Regions from separate parts of the Homo sapiens genome. Here all the other regions are linked to region 2. Evidence: chromatin loops called from intact Hi-C (ENCODE). Cell type or tissue: Calu3. All regions are shown on one strand. Links, peaks and the distances in the headings refer to the core of each region. The heading gives the core; the rest is flanking DNA. Region 1 overlaps LINC01284 (long intergenic non-protein coding RNA 1284). Region 2 has its middle 14 kb from the start of EZHIP. Region 3 overlaps NUDT10 (nudix hydrolase 10).

Region 1 (6,500 bases), core at 543-5,542, 280 kb after region 2:
CACCAAACAGGTTCAACCAAAGGAAGCCTATACCAAGGCATATGATAAGAAAAATCTCAAAGGTCAAGGACAAAGAGAGGATCCTAAAAGCAGCAAAAGAAGCAAATAACATATGAAGGAGTTCTGATTTCTCTGACAATGGACTTCTCATCAGAAACCCTTTAGGCCAAGAGGGAGAGGGATGACATATTCCACGTACCAAAGGGAAAAAAAAAATATTGTGCCCAGAAAAGCTATCCTTCGAACATGAAGAAAAGATAAAGACTGTTCAGGAAAAACAAGAATTGAGGGAATTCATCACCACCAGACCTGTGTTACAAGAAATACTAAAGGGAGTTTTCAATTAGCCAGAAAAAGATGCTAATGTGCAAGAAAAAATCATCTGAGGCTATAAAACTCAATGATAAAAGTAAGTACACAGGCAAATTCAGAATACTCTAATGCTGTAATTGTGGCATGTAAATGGACCTTACTTTTAGTGTAAAGACTAAAAACTCAAATTTATCAAAACTGATGTTGACTACTATACTTTATTAAGAAGTATATGATATAAAAAGATGATAATTGAGGCAACAGCGTAATTGTGGGTGGATGGAGTTAAAGTGTAAAATTGTTTAGTTGTTGCTTTGTTTGTTTGCTTCTTTTCCTTATGATAAAAGTTATCATCAGTTCAAAATAGCTTGCTATAGAGTTTTTTTTTGTAAGCCTCATGGTAACCACAAGCAGAAATTCTATAATAGAAACACTTAAAATGAAAAGAAAGGAATTAAAACATGCCACCAGTGAAAAACACCTAACCATAAAGGAAGACATTAAAAAAGAAGAAAGGATGAGAGGAGTTAAAAAAAAAACAACCAGAAAACAAGTAATAAAATGGCACTAGGAGGTCCTTACTTATCAATAATTACATTGAATGTAAATGGACTGAATTCTCCAATTAAAAGACATAGAGTGACTGAATAGATAAAAACCAGCACCTAATTATATGCTTAATGTTACTTCACCTATAAAGACATACATAGACTGGAAGTGTAGAGACAGAAAAAAGATATTACATTAAAATAGAAACCCAAAAAGAGCAGTAGTAACTATGCTGCTCTCAGATAAAATACACATCAAGTAAAAAACAGTAAAAAGTGACAAAGAAGTTTGTTATATAAGGATGAAGTGGTCAGTTCAGCAAGAAGATGTAACAATTATAAATATATATGCATTCAATGCCAGAGCACTCAAATATATAAAGTAAATATTAATAAATATAAAGGAAGAGAGAGATTGAAATCCAATAGTAGTTGGGGACTTCAACACCCGACTTTCAGTGTTGGACAGATCATCCAGACAGAAAATTGACAAGGAAACATCAGAGTTAAACTGCACTCTAGACCAAATGTATCTAACTGTCTTTTACAGAACATTTCATCCAACTGTTACAGAATTCACATTCTTCTCATCAGCACATGAAACATTCTCAAAGAAAGACTGTATTATAGTCCAAAAAACAAGTTTCAGTAAGTGCAACAACATTAAAATCCTATCAAGCACCTTTTCTGACCAAAACACTATGAAAATGGAAATCAAAAACAGGAGGAATTTGAAAAATGTACAAATACATGGAAATTAAATTACATGCTCTGGAACAAACAAAAGGTCAATGAAGAAATTAAAAGAAAATTAAAAAAATTTCTTGAAACAAATAAAATTGGAAACATAATATATCAAAAGCTATGATAAGCATCAGAAGCAACACTAATAGGAAAGTTTATAGCAATAAATGCTTACATCAAAAAAGTAGAAAGACTTCAAATTAACAAATGAATAATGGACTTCAAAGAACTAGGAAAGCAAGAACCAACCAAACTCCAAATTACTAGAAGGAAAAGAATAATATAAAGATCAGAGCAAAACATAAATAAAATTGAGACGAAAAAAACCCCCAGAAGATCAATAAAACAAAAAGCTAGTCTTTTGAAAAGATAAACAAAATTGACAAACCTCTAGCTAGACTAAGAAAGAGAGAAGGACGAGAATAAGATGGCCAAATAGAACCCTATAGTGATTGTCCCCTGCCACAGGAACACCAATTACATGACTGTTCATGCAAGACAACACCATCATAAGAACCAAAAAAAATCAGGTTAGTGATTACAGCACCTGGTTTAACATAATATTGGTTGGTGCAAAAATTATCACGGTTTTCGCCATTGCTTTTAATGGTAAAAACCACAATTACTTTTGCACCAATCTAATATCAAGGAATGTGGTTTTAAGAAGGTAAGAAACATAGTTTTGCATTGGATACACCACCCATCCTCCAAGCCCCTGCAGCATCGTGCAGAGAGATAATCTATACTTGGAAGAAAAAGAGTGAAGTGATTGTGGAACTTTGCTTTGGAATTCAGTTCTGCTCTGTCACAGTGGAACACAAAACGGCAGAATTCTGCTGGTGCCCACAGAAAAAGCAACTAGACCAGCCACAGCCAGAGGCTAATTCTTAGCCCCAGTGGAAGGAACTCAAATTCTGGCTGGCTCCCCAACTCGCTGACTAAAGCGGCCTGGGTCTCAGAATAAATTTGAGAGGCAGTCAGGCCACAAGGATGCAGTCCTTGGGCAAGCCCTGTTGCTGCACTAGGCTCAGAGGCAGTGGACTTGGGTTGCGCATCACCCAGTGAGACACCAGTTGTGGTGGCCATGGGAGTACCTGTCTGCCCTCCCCAAACTCCAGGCAGTGCAGCTTGAGAAGAGTTTCCTTCTGCTTTGGGAAAGCAGAGGGAAGAGTCCCGAGGACGTTGTCTTGCAGGTCCAGTGCCAGTTCAGCCACTGTAATATTCCTGAAGAAATTTAAAAGATTTCTGAAGCCCCTGATTCCAGGCCATAGATCATATATTAATAGCATTTCTAGACCTACTCTGGACCAGAAGGGAATCTGCTGCCCTGTTGGGACAGACCCAGTCCTGGTAGGATTCACAAACTGCTGACTAAAGAGCCCTTGAGACTTGAATAAACATCAGTGGTAGCCGGGTAGTAGTTGCCACAGGCCTTGAGTGAGACCCAGCACTTTACTGGCTTCAGGTGTGACTCAGTGCAGTGCCAGCAGCGGTGGCCACAGGAGTGCTTTCATCACTCTTCCCCCTACTCCAGGGAGCCCAGCATGGAGAGAGACTCTTGATGAGAGAAAGAGAGGGAAGAGAGGGAGAGATTTTGTTTGATAGCCCAGGGAATTCTCTCTGATCTTACCCAGGCCCACCAAGAGGGTGCTGCTAGGAGTCTGCAAGAGTCACAGGGTTACCGGGTTTGGGGAGCCCCCTAGTGGTAATATGACTGCAATGACTACAGGCTTAGATTACCACATTCAATTCTCTTTGAATACCTGGAATGCCTTCTCAAGAGAAATGGGTGCAAATAAGCCCAGACTGCTGAGATTGGAATGAATACCTAACTACATAATGCCCAGACATCAACAAATATCCAAAAGCATCAAGAACATTCAGGAAAATATGACCTCACCAGACTAATTAAATAAGCCTTCGGTGATCCATCCCAGAGTGATGGAGATATGTGAACATTCAAGCAGAGAATTCAAAATAGCTGTTTTCAGAAAGTTCAATAAAATGTAAAGACCACACAGAGAATGATTTCAGAATTCTATAAAAGAAAATTAACAAAGAGATTGAAATAATTAAGACAATCAAGCAGAAATGACAGAGCTGAAAAATTCAACTGACAAACTGAAATATGCGTTAGAATCTCTCAACAACAGAATTGATCAAGCAAAGGAAAGGGTGAATGAGAAGAGAGGTTATATGAAAAACACACTCGGAGGAGGAAAATATACAAAATAATAAAACATGTCTACAAGATCTAGAATAGTCACAAAATAGCCAATCTAAGAGTCATTGGCATTAAAGAGGAGATAAAGAGGAAAATCAGGGTAAAAAGTTTACTCAAAGAAATAGTAACAGAGAACTTTTCAAACCTAGAGCAAGACATAAATATCCAGGTATGATAAAATCATAGCATACCAAGCAGATCCAACCAAAATAAGACTCGCTCAAGGTATTTAATAATCAAACTCTCAAAAGTCAAAGAAAGATCCTAAAAGCAGTAAGAGAAAAGAAACAAATAACCTATAAAGGAGCTCCAATATGTCTGGCAGCAGAATTCTGAGCTAAAACATTACAGGCCGGGAGGGAGCAGGATGACATATTCAAAGTGCTGAAGAAAAAATCCTTTCACCCTAGGATATTATATCCAGCAAAAAAATCCTTCAAATATGAAAGAGAAATGACTTTTTCAGACAAACAAAAGCTGAGAGATTGTGTCATCACCAGGCCTGTACTACAAGAAATGCTGAAGAGAGTTCTTAAGCCTGCAAGAAAAGGACATTAATGAACAAGAAATCATCTGAAGGTGTAAAACATGCTGCTAATAGTAAGTACAAAGACAAATACAGAAAAATCTAACACTGTAATTGCAATGTATATACTACTTATATTTTGAGTAGAAAGATTAAAAGGCAAACCTAGCAAAAATAATTACCATGTCAACTTTTTAAGAGATAGGTAGTATAAATAAATATAAATAGAGACAACAAACAGTTAAAAGGTGGGCCTGGGAGATGGAGTTACAGTGTAGGGTTTTTTAGTTTTATCTGTTTTGTTCTTTTTTGTAATCAGAGAGAATTAGTCATCAGTTTAAAATAATGGATTATAAGATGTTATTTGCAAATCTCATGGTAACCACAAATTAAAATCCCACAACAGATACACAAAAAATAGAAGGCAAAAAATTAAAACATACTACCAGAGAAAATGATTTCTCCCCTTTTGAAGACAGAAAGGAAGAAAGAAAAAAGAACAACAAAGCCAAACCACAAATTAGTAGAAAAATAATGAAGATCAGAGCCAAAGAAAATATATGACACCAAAAATATGATACAAAAGATCAATGAAACAAACAGTTGGTTTTTTTTTGAAAAGACAAGCAAAACTGAGAAACCTTTAGCCAGACAGACTAAGAAAAAAAACAGAGATTACCCAAATAAAATCAGCGATGAAAAGGAGACATTACTGCTGATGCCACGGAAATTCAAGTCATTTGAGAGTATTATGAACAACTATATGCCAACAATTTGGAAAACCTAGAAAAAATGGATAAATTCCTAGAAACAAACAAAACAATTCAATCCCAAGATTGAACCAGGAGGAAATTGAAAATCTGAATAGACTAATAACAAGTAATGATACAGAAGCTGTAATAAAACATCTCCCATCAAAGAAAAGCCCATGACCTGATGGCTTCACCTTTGAATTCTACCAGACATTTAAGAAAGAACTAATAACAATCCTCCACAATCTATTCCAAAAAATCAAGGAGAATCAAATACTACCAAATTCATTGTACAAGGCCAATATTACCCTGAAAACAAAACCAGAAGAAGACACAATAGAAAAACAAAACTATGTGCCAATATCTCTGATAAATGTAGATACAAAAATCCTCAACAAAGTACTAGCAAACTGAATTCAACAATGTATTAAAAAGATGATTCATCATGATAAAGTGGGGTGTAGCCCAGCAACACAAAGATGTTTCAACATACACAAATCAGTAAATGTTATCAGTTAACATTTACTGATATATCATCACAACAGAATGAAAGACAAAAACCATATGATCATTTTGATTGATGCTAAAAAAATGTGTTCAATGAAATTCAATGGTCCTTCATGGTAAAACCTCTCAACAAACTGGGTGTAGAAGGAACATACCCCAAAACAATGAAGACCGTATGTAACAAACCCACAGCTAACATCAAACTGAATGGGGAAAAACTGAAAGCCATTCCTCTAAGATCTGGGACGAGACAAAGATATCCACATTCACCACTTTTATTCAACATACTACTGGAAGTCCTTCCTTTCAAGAACAATTAGGCCAGAGAAAGAAATGAAGGAAATCTACATTGAAAAGGAAGAAGTCAAATTGTCCTTGTTTGCACATAACATAATGTATTTAGAAAAGACTAAACAGCTAACCAAAAAACTGATGGACTGATAAATTCAGTAAAGTTGCAGGATACAAAATCAAAATTAAAAAACCAATAGCATTTTAATATATCAACAACATACTATCTGATAAAGAAGTCAAGAAAGCATACCCATTTATAATAGCAACAAAACAATACATAGGAATAACTTTAACCAAAGAGAGGAAAGAGCTCTACAATGAAAACTACAAAACACTGATGAAATAAATTGAAGAGGACACAAAAAATAGAAAGATATCCCATGTTCATGAACTGAAAGAAAGCATTGTTAAACTTTGGACATACAACCCAAGCAATATGGATGGATATGCAATGCAATCCTTATGAAAATACAAATGACATTCTTCACAGAAGTAGAAAAAAAAACCAGTCCTAAAATGAGGATGTAACCACGAAAAACCGCGAGTAGCAAAAACAATTCTCAGCAAAAAAAGAAAACCGGAGGCATCACACT
Region 2 (6,500 bases), core at 459-5,458:
AAACATTTGGATTGCTTTTAACTTTTGGCTATTTCAAATAAAGCTGCTATTAGAATAATCATGAACAAATCTTTGCATGGGCAGATGCTTTTATATTTCTGGATAATCACCTATGTAAATAATTTTTACAAAATGACCAAATTATTTTCCAAAGTGGTTGTATAATTCTACATTCCCACTAGCAGTATATGAGAGTTCCAATTATCCCATATCCTTGTCACACTTAGTATGGCCACTTGTTAATTTTAGTCATCCTAGTGGGTGTGTAGCGCTATCTCATTGTGATTTTAATTAGAATTTCCCTAATGACTTAAAGATGTTGAATCATCTTTTCTTGTGGTCATCTGTTGTCTCTATATCTTACCTGGCAAAGTGTTTGATGAACTACTTTTCAAAGTAAAACTGCATGATATGTCCCTGCAGAGCATATAATATTGAGTATATAATATTCTGTCAAGTACAGTTTTTTATTTTGACACAATTAAGGCCTCAATAAATGAGTAATTCCTATTTATTATGGAAAATCATATTATTATATTGAATCCAGTATCTGCAGAATGACTCCATATCACTCAATCTTGTGTGGGTAGTAATGGAAACATTTCTGTCACTGATTCATGATCTATTTAAACCAGGATTTCTCAATTTGGGTACTATAGACGTTTTGGGCCAGATAATTCTTTATTGTGGGATTTAGCAGCACCCCTGGCTCCTCTACCTACTAGATACTAGTAGGAAAATCCCAGTTGTGACAATCAAAAATATTTCCAGCTGTTACCAAATGTCCCTGAAGGGGGAGGGCAAAATTTTCCCTGATTGGGAATCACTAATTTAAACAAACCACTCTGAATTTTCCAGCAACGGCTATTCTCTTTGTTAGAAATATCTTCTGCTGCATCTCTAGTTAAGCCTTTCTCATATTACAAAATTTAGGGACATATATCTTCCTTTAGGCTGTCTTTACTGATCCACCAGACAAGGGAAAATACCCACTTTCTGTGATTCTTCATCCCAGTATCTATCTCTGTATAACATTGATCAAACTGTGTTGTCATTGTGTACCTGTCTTTTTCTCTCTCTATTCCTGTGAGCTTTTTGTCTGTTTTATCACTGTTCCTGTAACACCTGGTGCAGCAAGTGTTGAAGGAAGGAGTTAAGATACTTTCCATTTGTGTCCTTTGCTGACATGTGAACTACAGCTGGAAAGAATACACCATTTGCATTACTTTACATGGTGAATTGAGGCTCTAATACAGTTTCAAATGACTCATGATCTTGGACAGAAAATATAAAAAGGAAAATTAAGTCATAAAAACAACTCTACCTTTACTACTATAGTAAATACAATTATGTTGATTATAAATAGAATTGCAATAGTGAAATTACTGTAATCTGTGTGACCAGATTTGAAGTTTCCCTTGACTTGGAAGCTTCCATTAATGGGAAATAGCATTATGCCATATCTTCAAAATATATAGCCCATAGTTATACTACAAATTAGCTGTAGTCCAGAGAGAAGCTAAAATCACAGTTGTCAGAAAAAAATCCTTGGGGTTTATGGATTTGGTACTGTTGATGGCTGTTGTGAGACCTTGGTTCTTGTCTTCTTAGTTTAAAATAATTTAAACAAGAGACACACAGAAGAGGAGACACAAGATAGAGAAATTTATTGCAAAGGAAAAATAATATTTTGAAAGTTAAGTGCAGAATAGAGAGTACACCCTGAGACAGAGAGAATTCAGGGTGGGCTGCTCATAAGGATGAGACAGTGCTGATTACTACTGGGGAAACTCCCTTTCTGGGAGTCTTACATGATTATTCATAAGGAAGTGGGAAGACATGTTACTAGTAAGCATGTTCTGGGTGGTCCTCTGAATGTATATGCACAGTAGCTGTACATGCTTGTTCATAGGTCACATGTCTCATTAGCATCTTAAATCTCCACCCAGGGGTGTATTTATTTACTATTATAATGAACAAAGGGTCAGTTTGAGGACAGGCAAAATCAAAATGCACATCCTCTCTAGACGGGAAAGTCCCTACTGGAGATAGCTTTGCTTGAATGAACTTAACTACAATGCGAATGCTGGGGCTTATTGTGTTGACTGTATGGTCGCCATGGTTGCTGCATCCCGAGGACATGGTCACTTCCTTGACCACCTATCCTGCCTCAATTCCCCACCTAAGAGATTTTAGGGCCCATAATCATATGGGAGGTTGAGGGGCTAGGTAATTTTTTCTGAAACTGCTTCCTGCTCAGTGCAACATTGTCCCTGCCTAGCTGGGCCCTAAAGTCTCTTCTTGCCTGATCTAATGGAGTGTAAGCCATGTCATTCATGGGACCAGTGGACAAGAAATGAGATAGCTCATTAGCAGCTAAAGGTTGGAAGCTTTGCAAAACCATCATGTGGTCCTGGAATTGCTGTAAGCTAGAGAGCAAGAAATCAGTTAGAATTTTAAACAAAGTTAGCCCAAAAGTTAAGGCTAAAAGTATGGTAATAATTGCCACTTATATTAAGGGAAGCAGGGCAGATAATAGCCATTGCTTCTAAGTTTCCACAGAAGTTCCTAAAGATTCAATTTTGTCTGCCTGGAAAATAATATTTTTAATATTTTCTTGGACCAGACCAGACAGGTTGATATAAAAATGGCATTTTTCTCTTAGATACAAAAATATTCTTCCTTATTTAGCTGTGAGGAGATCTAAGGCTCTTTGATTCTGTAGGACTATAGCACCAGGGAGTCTAGCTGTTGTTGAAGCCTAGTTAGGTCCTTTGCTGTTTGTTGGAGGGCCGCTGCAGTCTCCTGAGACAGTTTATGCTGGCTTCCCAAGGCTCCAACTCCCATAGCTGACCCTGCTAATCCCAACAGAGAGGATAGGACTAAACCTAAGGGAATAAGGGGTTCTGCTTGAAACATATATTGAAATCCAGGAGGCCATGGGTGTCCCTAAGAGCAAAGCTGGACCATGGTGGGGTCCAGGGAGTCCCCTTGAATCCCCATAAAACTGAAGCCCTAGGAGGTAATGAGCATTTGCCATGCACCATCCTAAGTCTCACCGACACTGGACATCTCCAGGCACGACCAAGATGGCCCCTGCTGCCAGCTGGGGAGCTGGAATGTCTCCCCAACAAGCCTTTCTGTACCTCACTGGTTTGCCAGTTATAATACCTGGAATTCACCGGTGAAATCCCCGCAACTGGGCGTCCACATGACTGAGCATCTTTTGTTCAGCAAAGAAAGTCTATTGAAGGACAATCTGAAGGAGTCTGAAAATGCATAAAGCCTGGAGGAATGGGGTACTGTTAATGTGCTCCTGAAAATGGAGAAAATTTTGTAAACAGAAAACTCGATCAGCAAATAAACGTCCACTAGGTGGCAGTCTCAAGTACTGCTGGAGGGACAACAAACGAGCTGAGTTTGAAATGTGGCCTGAAAGATGTAAAACTAAGCAGCAAAATAACGCAAATATTGAATGTTGACAGCAACCCATGTGGTTAGTATAATTATGACTAGTACAGAAGCAACATTCAAAAGGAGAGCAGCACATATATTCATATAAGCAATACAGACAACTTAAAAACTTTTCTCACATATATTCATATAAGCAATACAGACAACTTAAAAACTTTTCTCCCAGAACTTCACTGAAACAATGCTGGAAAAAGCAGTGATGGTGATGCGGGAGTAGGGCAAGGAACTGCTGGATAGAGAAGGGCGGAGTCCCTGGTGAGGGCTCCACCCTCAGGCCTGTGCCCACGGACCTAAATGAGGGTACCTGAATTTAATCAGACACAGGAAAAGTGTGTCCAGGATTATGGGTGTACACTATATTAAAGAGGGATGGAAACAAGAAAACTAGTACCTTGAGCAGAGGGGAATACATGGTTTTTAGTAACAGCATGGGAAATTTCCTGATTACATGGAACAATTCAGAAACATCAACAGAAGTCAAAAGTACAGAATCAAGTTGTACTGAAGGAAACATTGTCTTTCTAGACTTTCAAGATAAACATTTTAGCATCAGGCCATAACATCCGTGTTAGAACTGGAGAAAAAATTACAGGAGGTGATGAAAAGGTTGAAGGAGAGGATTATTACCCCAGCCAAGCAAAACGATATAGCTTTTCAAGGGTAAAAAGGACAGCTGCATTTCTAACCTGAAACTAGGAAAATTAGGTAGATCTAAGAAAGAAATGTGGCATAAATAAAAACTGTTTATAATTTGAAGGATGGCTGTTAAGGGAAGAGATTTTGGAATTAAAAATAAAAACATCCTGCAACTTTACTAAGAGCAAATCAATATTTTAAGAAAATCTTGTTCTAACACAGGGGATTAGATTTTAAAATTCTGCATCAGTGCATTTCTAAACATCAAAGCTCAATCCTTAGAAAGACCAATAAAAATTTTCCTTTCAATCATAGCCAACCTGATCACACAGAAAATTCCTTTTATAAACTTTCTTTTCATAAGCCTATTATAATGTGCTTAGACAATTTATAACATGTTTAGATTTTCTGCTTTCTCCTATACTTCCTCTTTCTTAAATAATCAGTCACTTTAGGACAAAAATTTACCACAAGAGATTATTTCTTATACAAAATTATTCTCTTTTCTCTTCAATCTATCTTACCAAAATATACATCCTACTCTCCTCATATACTTGCATACAGACTGTATTTCTCGTCTGTTTAATCACACACATTAATTAAAATGTTAACTCTTAGTAACCCTAATCTTCAGTGAAAACCTGGGACTTAAGCAATTTTTAACTGCCAATCATGTACCAACAATCCATGAATACACATTTTACAATTTCCAGAAACATAGGCTAACAGAATATCCTTTTAATATGGAACAGGACATATTTACCAACAGACTCAAATGACTTTTGTTTCTTTCAAATAAGAAGCCAAAAGCATATGAGCCTGAACTCGTATTCAGTAACCAATGTCTCAGAATTACATCTTATCTGGAAATGATCTAATTCAATTGAATGAACGTCCTCCCAAGTAAACATATTATGAAACATAACCATTTTCAAAAGTTCATTTACAAACTTTTATCCCATTTACATCCATTCAATTCATTCACTCTTAACAATTACATCTAGAAGACTTCATGAGACACTAGAAAAATCTAGCCACTAGCGTAAACAAAATTTTCTGTCAACAATTTTACATTACTGTATGCCAGATAAGTATAAAAGAACCCTAAATTTAAATATATACGTATTTTTCTAATGACTCAGAAGACATAGCCATTGCCACCAAACCAACAATATTAGACCAGTCCCATCCACCAAAAGATGGCTGTCACATGAACTTGAAAAGCATTTGCGTTTATTTGCTTAATTTACGAGTATTCATTTATTTATAAGCCAATTTGGTTCTGTAGACAATATACAGATATATACATATACACACACACACAAAGAAAATACAGACAGACAAAAAAGATCTTGTAGCTTTAATCCTAAGCCTGTAGCTATGAGTCAGGTAAAACTCATAGTTTAAAGAACAGTTAGATTCAAACTATTTCTCTGTAAATGGAATAAACTGACATTTGTCTGTCCCACATGGCTGATGCCTTTACCGAATTTTAGAGAACAGGGCAACAAATTTACATTTCAAAGCACAGAAAATTTAGGCTTTTTCAAGTAGTTTGGGTGTTTTAGAGGAAGACTGAAATGGATACCAAGGTAACATAAAATCATGGGAATTTATCACAGAATTTTACAAGAAAACATACAGATGAGTCTAGAGAAAATGTAATCCCTTCAAAATCAAAGAGTAGAAGAGGAAGGAGGGAGTGAAAGATAAAGCAGAGGTGGGAAAAAAGGTGCAGAAGACAGGCCGAGTGGCAGGCAAGGGGAAGCTAGTGGAAGAAGGTTCTTCCAGAGCGGGCTTCTTTTTTCCAGCTTTAGTTTCAATCTGACAAGCACTTCTCTCTGTTTCATTAAGGCACTCACTCAATTGGGAATTATTTTCCCTAAGAGGCAATGGTAGCCCCTTGATTCCATTTAGAACTTTCAAAGTACCAGTTGAAAAAAAGGTTTCCCATTGTCTCTGGAATGTTCCATGTTTTCTTTCTTCTAATTGTGCCTGCACATAGTCAGGTTTTGGAATTTCAAAGAAGCCCCATTTGGCCAATAAAGTTAAAGATTGTCCTGCATAATTTTTGTCCAGAGACCTAGCCAATTACAGTTCCCTGGACCATAATTTTTGCTCGTAAATCAAGCTGGAGTGCCAGAAGGCAGCTGATCAAGGAAAAACTTAAAATATGGGTTACCCATTGCACTGACATGACGAATGCCTCCCTGTCATTGCCTGTAGCATGAGCATCCCCAGAAAACCTTATAGACCAGCTGAGTTGGGCTGGGAAGGACCCCCTATTGAGGCGGGAAATTAAAGAAAAAGAAAATTAAAAAGAAAGAGAAATAAGTTGTCCTGTATTAGGCGACTTGTCCCAGAGGCAGCAACAGGCACAGCCCAGACCC
Region 3 (6,500 bases), core at 891-5,890, 85 kb after region 2:
TAAAAGTGGTTCCTTGTATTTTTACCAGTCAAATCAGTCAGGCTTTAGCCTTGTCTATATGAGCTTGTTACCATATAATCCTAATAATCCTAATTGCTGTCTATGTTTTTTACCTGTAAATTAAAATAATTAGGATACTTGTGTTCATTCAAAGGTTCTTACATTAAATAAATACTGAAGGATTACCATGTTCTTAAATCATTTGTATTTGGGAAGCTTTAAGCCTTCAGTGAATTATCAAATGCAGCTGTGGGCCAATTTAGCACCTAAGGGAATATCACACAGTCCTTTATGAAGCTAAGAAGTCAGGAATATATTGGTACTGGAAAATCCTGAAAAATAAAGGCATGGTTTATAGATGAAATATTCTTCCCAATAAAGGGAAACTTAAAAGAGAAACTTGATCAGAGATCACAGTCTTACGGTATCTCATTTTTCATATTTTCAGGTAAACAAATACCTGGCAAAATAATAGCTATGTGTTTTTCACAAGTAGGAGGTGTGGCAACCATTTATATAATAAACATGTTAGGAACATCTGTGGGATGCCATATTCCAGGCTCTGTGCCCGACTCAGGACACAGAGACAACCCAGTCTGGCTCTCAAAGCTAGTGGACCTCAGAATTAAGAAGACAGAGACATTCAGGCTAATAAGTATACTTTTGATAAGAACTATGACAAAACAGGGCTGGGCATGGTAGCTCACACCTGTAATCCCAGCACTTTGGGAGGCCAAGCCAAGTAGATGGCTAGAGCCCCAGAGTTTGAGACCAGCCTGGGCAACATGGCGAGACTCCATCTCTACAAAAACTGAAAAAATAGCCAAGTGTGGTGGTACACATCTGTAGTCCCAGTTACTCTAGAGGCTAAGGCAGGGGGATCTCTCGAGCCCAGGAATTTGAGGCTGCAATGAGCTATGATCATGCCACTGCACTCCTGTTAGGGCAACAGAGCAAGAGCCCATCTGTATGAAAAAAGAACTATTTCAAAAAATATCAAGAAGGGCTTCTCAGAAGCAGTGATTTACAAAAGTAGGGACTGTAATTACCGCAAATTTACAGATGAGAAAATTGAAAATTAGAGAGGTAAACTAATCTGGCAGAGGCCATACAGCCTCTGGTCAAGACAGTTTTGAGCTATAGCTTGTTGGATTCCGAATCACTAAATTGTTTTAATTTACATCCACCAAACTACAGCTTCCCTGGCTCTGCTTGCCTCTAAACTTAAAAAAAAATCTGCTGGCCGGGCGCGGTGTCTCACGCCTGTAATCCCAGCACTTTGGGAGGCCGAGACGGGCAGATCACGAGGTCAGGAGATTGAGACCATCCTGGCTAACACCGTGAAACCCCGTCTCTACTAAAAATACAAAAAATTAGCCGGGCGTGGTGGTGGGCGCCTGTAGTCCCAGCTACTTGGGAGGCTGAGGCAGGAGAATGGTGTGAACCCGGGAGGCGGAGCTTGCAGTGAGCCAAGATCGTGCCACTGCACTCTAGCCTGGGTGACAGAGCAAGACTCCATCTCAAAAAAAAAAAAAATCTGCTACAATCAGAGTAGACTCAAATTAGAAAACAATTTCCAGGGAAAACTTGATGAAAGTTTTTCTGGTATATCATGGTGCCTTCTCACAGGGGAATCTTGGAACTGAAAGCTCTGTCCAGCTATGACTGGTAAAGGGCTCTAAGGTAAACTTTTCACCTCCCCTTTTCCCAGTAACAGTTGGTTCTGGGGAGTTGCTTGCTCTTGGGATTGGAACACACTTAAAGAACAGAAGTAGAAGGGGCAGCTTCAGCTTCAGTACTTCACACTTAGGAAGGAATTCATCTTCCCTAGGAGGGACCTTTAATACTCTTCTCACTTTCTGCCTGTTCCTTCTTGACTCACAAAAACATCAGGACAGACACCATGTTTGTTGATGTAAGCACAGCCTTTACAGAATTTTAGCCTTTGCAGAAATTTAAGCACAGTCCAGAACTGAAGGAGTATCTGCAATCTGTGAAATGCAAAATGGTCCACTGAAGTCAGGAATGTTAACTGCTTAATTTCCTTTTTTACCTACCTTCAAATATAACTTTAAACTTAATTATGTGCAGCTAACAAGTTTACAGCTATTGTTCCCTTAAAAACTATTCAAAAAGTGGCTTATGTAGATTTTTATAAAATTCCATAAACTTTCTCCTTGGAGACTCCACCTCTTTGATTTTTCACATTTGTATGAACTGGTATGTAGGTGTTATCAAAACCCCTGCTCAACAGCATATAAGAATCCATTCTTATTTTCTAGTATGAATAAATAAGAATCTAGCTTTTCCTATTTCAATGGGCCAAATTAAAAGAAAAAACTGCTAACATTGGTCTACAGCAAGGGAACTGCTAGCCACTCCAGGGTATTTCTCCCTTCTCTTTTTGGGCATTTGACCCCTTGGGCCAGAAGCGGTATGCCACAGCCAACCTTTTTTAAACAATCTAAATATTTTCCTTTTTTTCTACCTTATATATTAGGCTTAATAAGAATAACTCCAGTAATTATTTTTATAAACTTTATTACGGAAAATGCCAAACATACAAAAATAGAGATGAACATATATAATGAACCATCATTTTAGCCATCACCCAGCTTCAACAATTATCAAGGCCAATTTCGTTTCATCAATATTTCCAATGCACTTAACATCCAGACTTATTATTTTGAAGCAAATTCCAAGAATCATATCATATCAGCCACAGATGTTTGAGAATGTAGATGAGGACCCTTCTTTCTAACATAATGATAAAACCATTATTCTAATACCAAATACCCCACCAATGTTCAAATTACCCCGATTGTCTCATAAATGTATTCGTTTTACAGTTCGGTCAAATCACAATTCAAATAAGATCCAATTAACAATTGGTTAATATGTCTCTTAAGTCTCTTTAAATCTATAGGTTCATCCTCCATCTTTCATCCTTGCAAGTTATTTACAGAAGAAACTAGGTCATGTGTCCTGTAGTTTCTTATAGTCTGGATTCTGCTGATCTCATCTCCATGGTGTAAAATAATGTTTCTCTGCCCTATTTTCTAAAGATTAGGAATTATTTCTAGGGGCATGGTCAAATTTAGGTTCAATGTTTGGGCAAATATTTTAAGAGACGGAGTCTCATTATATTGCTCAGGCTAGACTAAAGCTCCTGGGCTCAAGCTATTCTTCTGCCTCAGCCTCCTGAGGCAGACGCGTAACACTGTGCCTGGCTTTGCAAATATATTTTACAGATAGTGTAGTATACTGCCATCTGGAGGCACACATCTGGGATGACACAGACATAGGAGTAAGAATTTTTGCTTTCTAGTATCTCACAGCTGCCTTGAAGCAGTTGTGTGACACTTGATAAACAAAAGTCACATATATGCTAGACAGATTAGAAAGGGATTGTTTAACCATTCAGTATCATTACAAAATATGAACTACTGAAACAAATCTTCAGTGATGTCTACCATATTCTAAGCAATATCTTATATGCTAGATATATAAAAAAGACTAAGGAAACAAGTTCCTGGCATTCAAGGGCGTATACTCTGCCGGGAAATACAGACACATAAGAGCACAAAAAAGGCCACAGGTGCCAAGTTAGAATTATGTACAGATACAGCGGTAGTGCAACAACCTGGAGAATAGTCATTGTAATAAACAGGGAAGAAGTGTCCAAAAGCATAGGATGAGCTGTGTCCTTGGAGTGTGAAAGAGCTCATCTGTGCTTCACAATTCCATTCATCCATCCATTCACATACTTGATTCTTTCAAAGTAAATCTGAACAACATCTATGCCATTCACCTAAAAAGAAAAATTCTTATTAATAGGGTTTTATTGGTTCATCCATTCCTCTAATCAACAAATACTTATTGAGCACCTACTATGGCTCATCAACCATTTTGAATTGGAAAAGCCTTCAGTGAATTATCGAATGCAGTTTCACTGTGAGGCCAGATGAGAGCCTGAGGGAATAACAGATTGTCCCAGGTACATTATGAAGCTCAGAAATCGGGAATACACTTGTAGACATTTCTAATCTGTGGATCAAAGACAAATGTCTCCAAATTTCAGGCACTGTTCTAGGCTCTGAGGATATGGGGGAGGATTCAGTCTGGGTCCTAGTCCTCAAAAAGTCCATATTCTAATAGGCCAACAGTCATTCAGAAAGATGATTGCAATACAAGAATGATGCTGAGAATATTTGTTTTGACTGATGCTTCCACAAAAGGAACTCTGAAAAATAAAACTCTGGCCAGCTGTTAGTGCTGTAAGCTCTAATCTCCCTTTTCCCAGTCAACAACTATGGAGGGAGGACATGCTTTTTCTTACAATTGAACTCCACTTAAAGGCAAGTGAGACAAGGAGCAGCTCCAGCATCAGAGCCCTTTAAACCATCTATCCCACAAGGGCCCTCTAATGTTGCTGTTTCTTTACAAGCTCTTACACATACACACTTCAATTTTTATCAATTTTCTACAGGACTTAAAAATATTTATGGCCACCTTTCACCCCTTTCAGGGTTACTTCTTTCAAAGGTGACCTGATCAACAGAACATAGGTTTCTTAGAAAATATGTTAACCATCCAGAGCAAATTCTGTATCAAGCAACCAAACTTACCTTTACTCCAACATGTCGTCTTCAAATTTTTTTTAGAATAAGAAAAAGTAGGCACTTGTCCATTGGGGGACAGGGACGAGGGGGAAAATCAGTCTTTTTTTTTTTTTTTTTTTTTTGAGACGGTCGCCCAGGCTGGAGTGCAGTGGCACGATCTCGGCTCGCTGCAACCTCCGCCTCCCGGGATCAAGCGATTCTCCTACCTCAGCCTCCCGAGTAGCTGGGATTACAGGCGCACACCACGATGCCCAGCTAGTTTTTGTATTTTTAGTAGAGACGGGGTTTCACCATGCTGGCCAGGCTGATCTTGATCTCCTAACCTCGTTATCTGCCCGCCTCGGCCTTCCAAAGTGCTGGGATTACAGGCGTGAGCCACCGCGCCCGGTCCCCCAGCCCCCACCCATACTCTCTTCAAAAACTAGACATTTCCTCAACTGTCATGGGAGATGAAATCCAGAAGAGGAACCTAGAATTTACATAGCGAAACCCAAAATTTCTTAATAGAAAGTGCGTAACAGTGACCCATAGAACAAGACTCCATCTCAAAAAAAAAAGTTAAGGGACCCCAATACCTGTCAATAATGTTTAAGAGATATGACATAGTCTAGGTTGCTCTAGAAATTAGGAATGATCTTTTCATTCGAATACCCTCTTCACAAAATAGGTTTTCCTTCTACCTAATGTCAGACATGGCTGGGGGAACAGCGGAAGGTCCAGAAGAGAGATTTAGCTATTCTAGATGGGATTCCTGACTTCAAGCAAGTACTGAGGCAAACGTGAGAGCTTTTAATTTGGCACCCAGAAAAGGTGGTACTGTGAGACAAAACAATTACTCTCTATCATTGAGAGATTGTTCAGGAATCCTAATAGTTTGACAATTCTGTACCAGCTGAACATCGCTAGAGCTAACTCTGTTGGGATGTAATCACCACAAAAGATTCCATTCCTGTGGTTACTGGGAGTCAGGGAGGTTAAGCGGAATGTCACTACATTCAAATATGGAATGGAAACCACTTTCTTTCAAAAACAAACTTAAATCCAGAGAACCATGGTTCTTCTATGGTATCCAGTAAGGGGCAATGGGAGTTGGAAGTTGAGTATGGGAAATCAAATTCTGTGAATACAGTTTTTCTGATCAGATGCGTTTGGCTAGCAGATCCCCAGCAGCATCTATTCAGTAAGGTTAATCTACATGGGAAATAGCGATTTAAAGTCAGCAGTGAAAAATTACTTGTGAAAATTTTTTGAAAACCAAATGACCTACATAGAAATAGAAAAAGAAATTTCTGAAAGGGGCAAATGAGATACCACTTCAGAGGCTAGAGCGACTGTCGAGTGCAGAAAGAGCACAAGATGTAGGATTTCCTAATGTTTTTACGAATTCAAAACTGATTTTTTAAACCAACTCCCACCACAGAAGGCCTCCCTGACAACAAGGGCGAACGCTGTGAAGGAGAAAACAACTCAAGGGAAAAAAATACTAAAAGATGCCACACAACCAAGCTGGTCAGACTTTAAAGGCCTCCACTACCAAACAAACCACAAGGCTGGTATCAAAAATGTGCACGCACCCACGAATATGTGTGAAATATAAAAGAACCAAAAACATCACAGGGCGCACAGGCAGACACACACACTCCCCGCCCACCCCTCGCCCCCCACCCCCCCCCCCCCCGCCCAAAAGCAGGGTGAACAGTTACAGCACCTAAAACCCCAAGCGGCATAGGCTTCTCCGAAACATTTTACAGGGTAACCAAGAAGCGATTTTGAAAGCAACTGAAAAACGTGCCAACTGAAAACAGGGCCTGGCAACAGTTTGCAAGCGTGATTCAGAGGGTCTGCCAAGGAAACAAAAGCCTCCCTCCTGCCCATGAG

What was found. Hi-C counts contacts between places; a loop is a spot of excess contacts. Peaks named below come from ENCODE experiments on the same cell type or tissue, not always from the same donor. Only the 100,000 strongest peaks of a DNase experiment are listed, where the experiment ranks them.
Region 1: a loop joins it to region 2, with 4 times the contacts of the local background. A loop is called at or near these places in 21 of 110 quality-filtered maps.
Region 3: a loop joins it to region 2, with 7 times the contacts of the local background. A loop is called at or near these places in 57 of 110 quality-filtered maps.

What each region holds. Positions count from the first base shown.
Region 1 is chrX:51,141,809-51,148,308 of GRCh38, reverse strand. The region is part of intron 1 of LINC01284 (long intergenic non-protein coding RNA 1284); the gene reads left to right. Among named protein-coding and RNA genes, the nearest start is that of LINC01284, 26 kb to the left of the region's middle. In Calu3, for the core only: a CTCF peak has its summit at 3,303 (motif pointing left); a DNase peak (open chromatin) is centred at 3,268.
Region 2 is chrX:51,417,714-51,424,213 of GRCh38, reverse strand. No RefSeq gene overlaps it. Among named protein-coding and RNA genes, the nearest start is that of EZHIP, 14 kb to the right of the region's middle. In Calu3, for the core only: no CTCF peak of the experiment used is centred there; a DNase peak (open chromatin) is centred at 3,383.
Region 3 is chrX:51,333,550-51,340,049 of GRCh38, reverse strand. It overlaps NUDT10 (nudix hydrolase 10), which reads right to left. Exons shown (of 2, transcript NM_001304963.2): 2 at 2,525-3,811. The coding sequence ends at 3,811. The region is part of intron 4 of LOC105373204 (a long non-coding RNA gene); the gene reads left to right. Among named protein-coding and RNA genes, the nearest start is that of NUDT10, 4.0 kb to the right of the region's middle. In Calu3, for the core only: no CTCF peak of the experiment used is centred there; no DNase peak of the experiment used is centred there.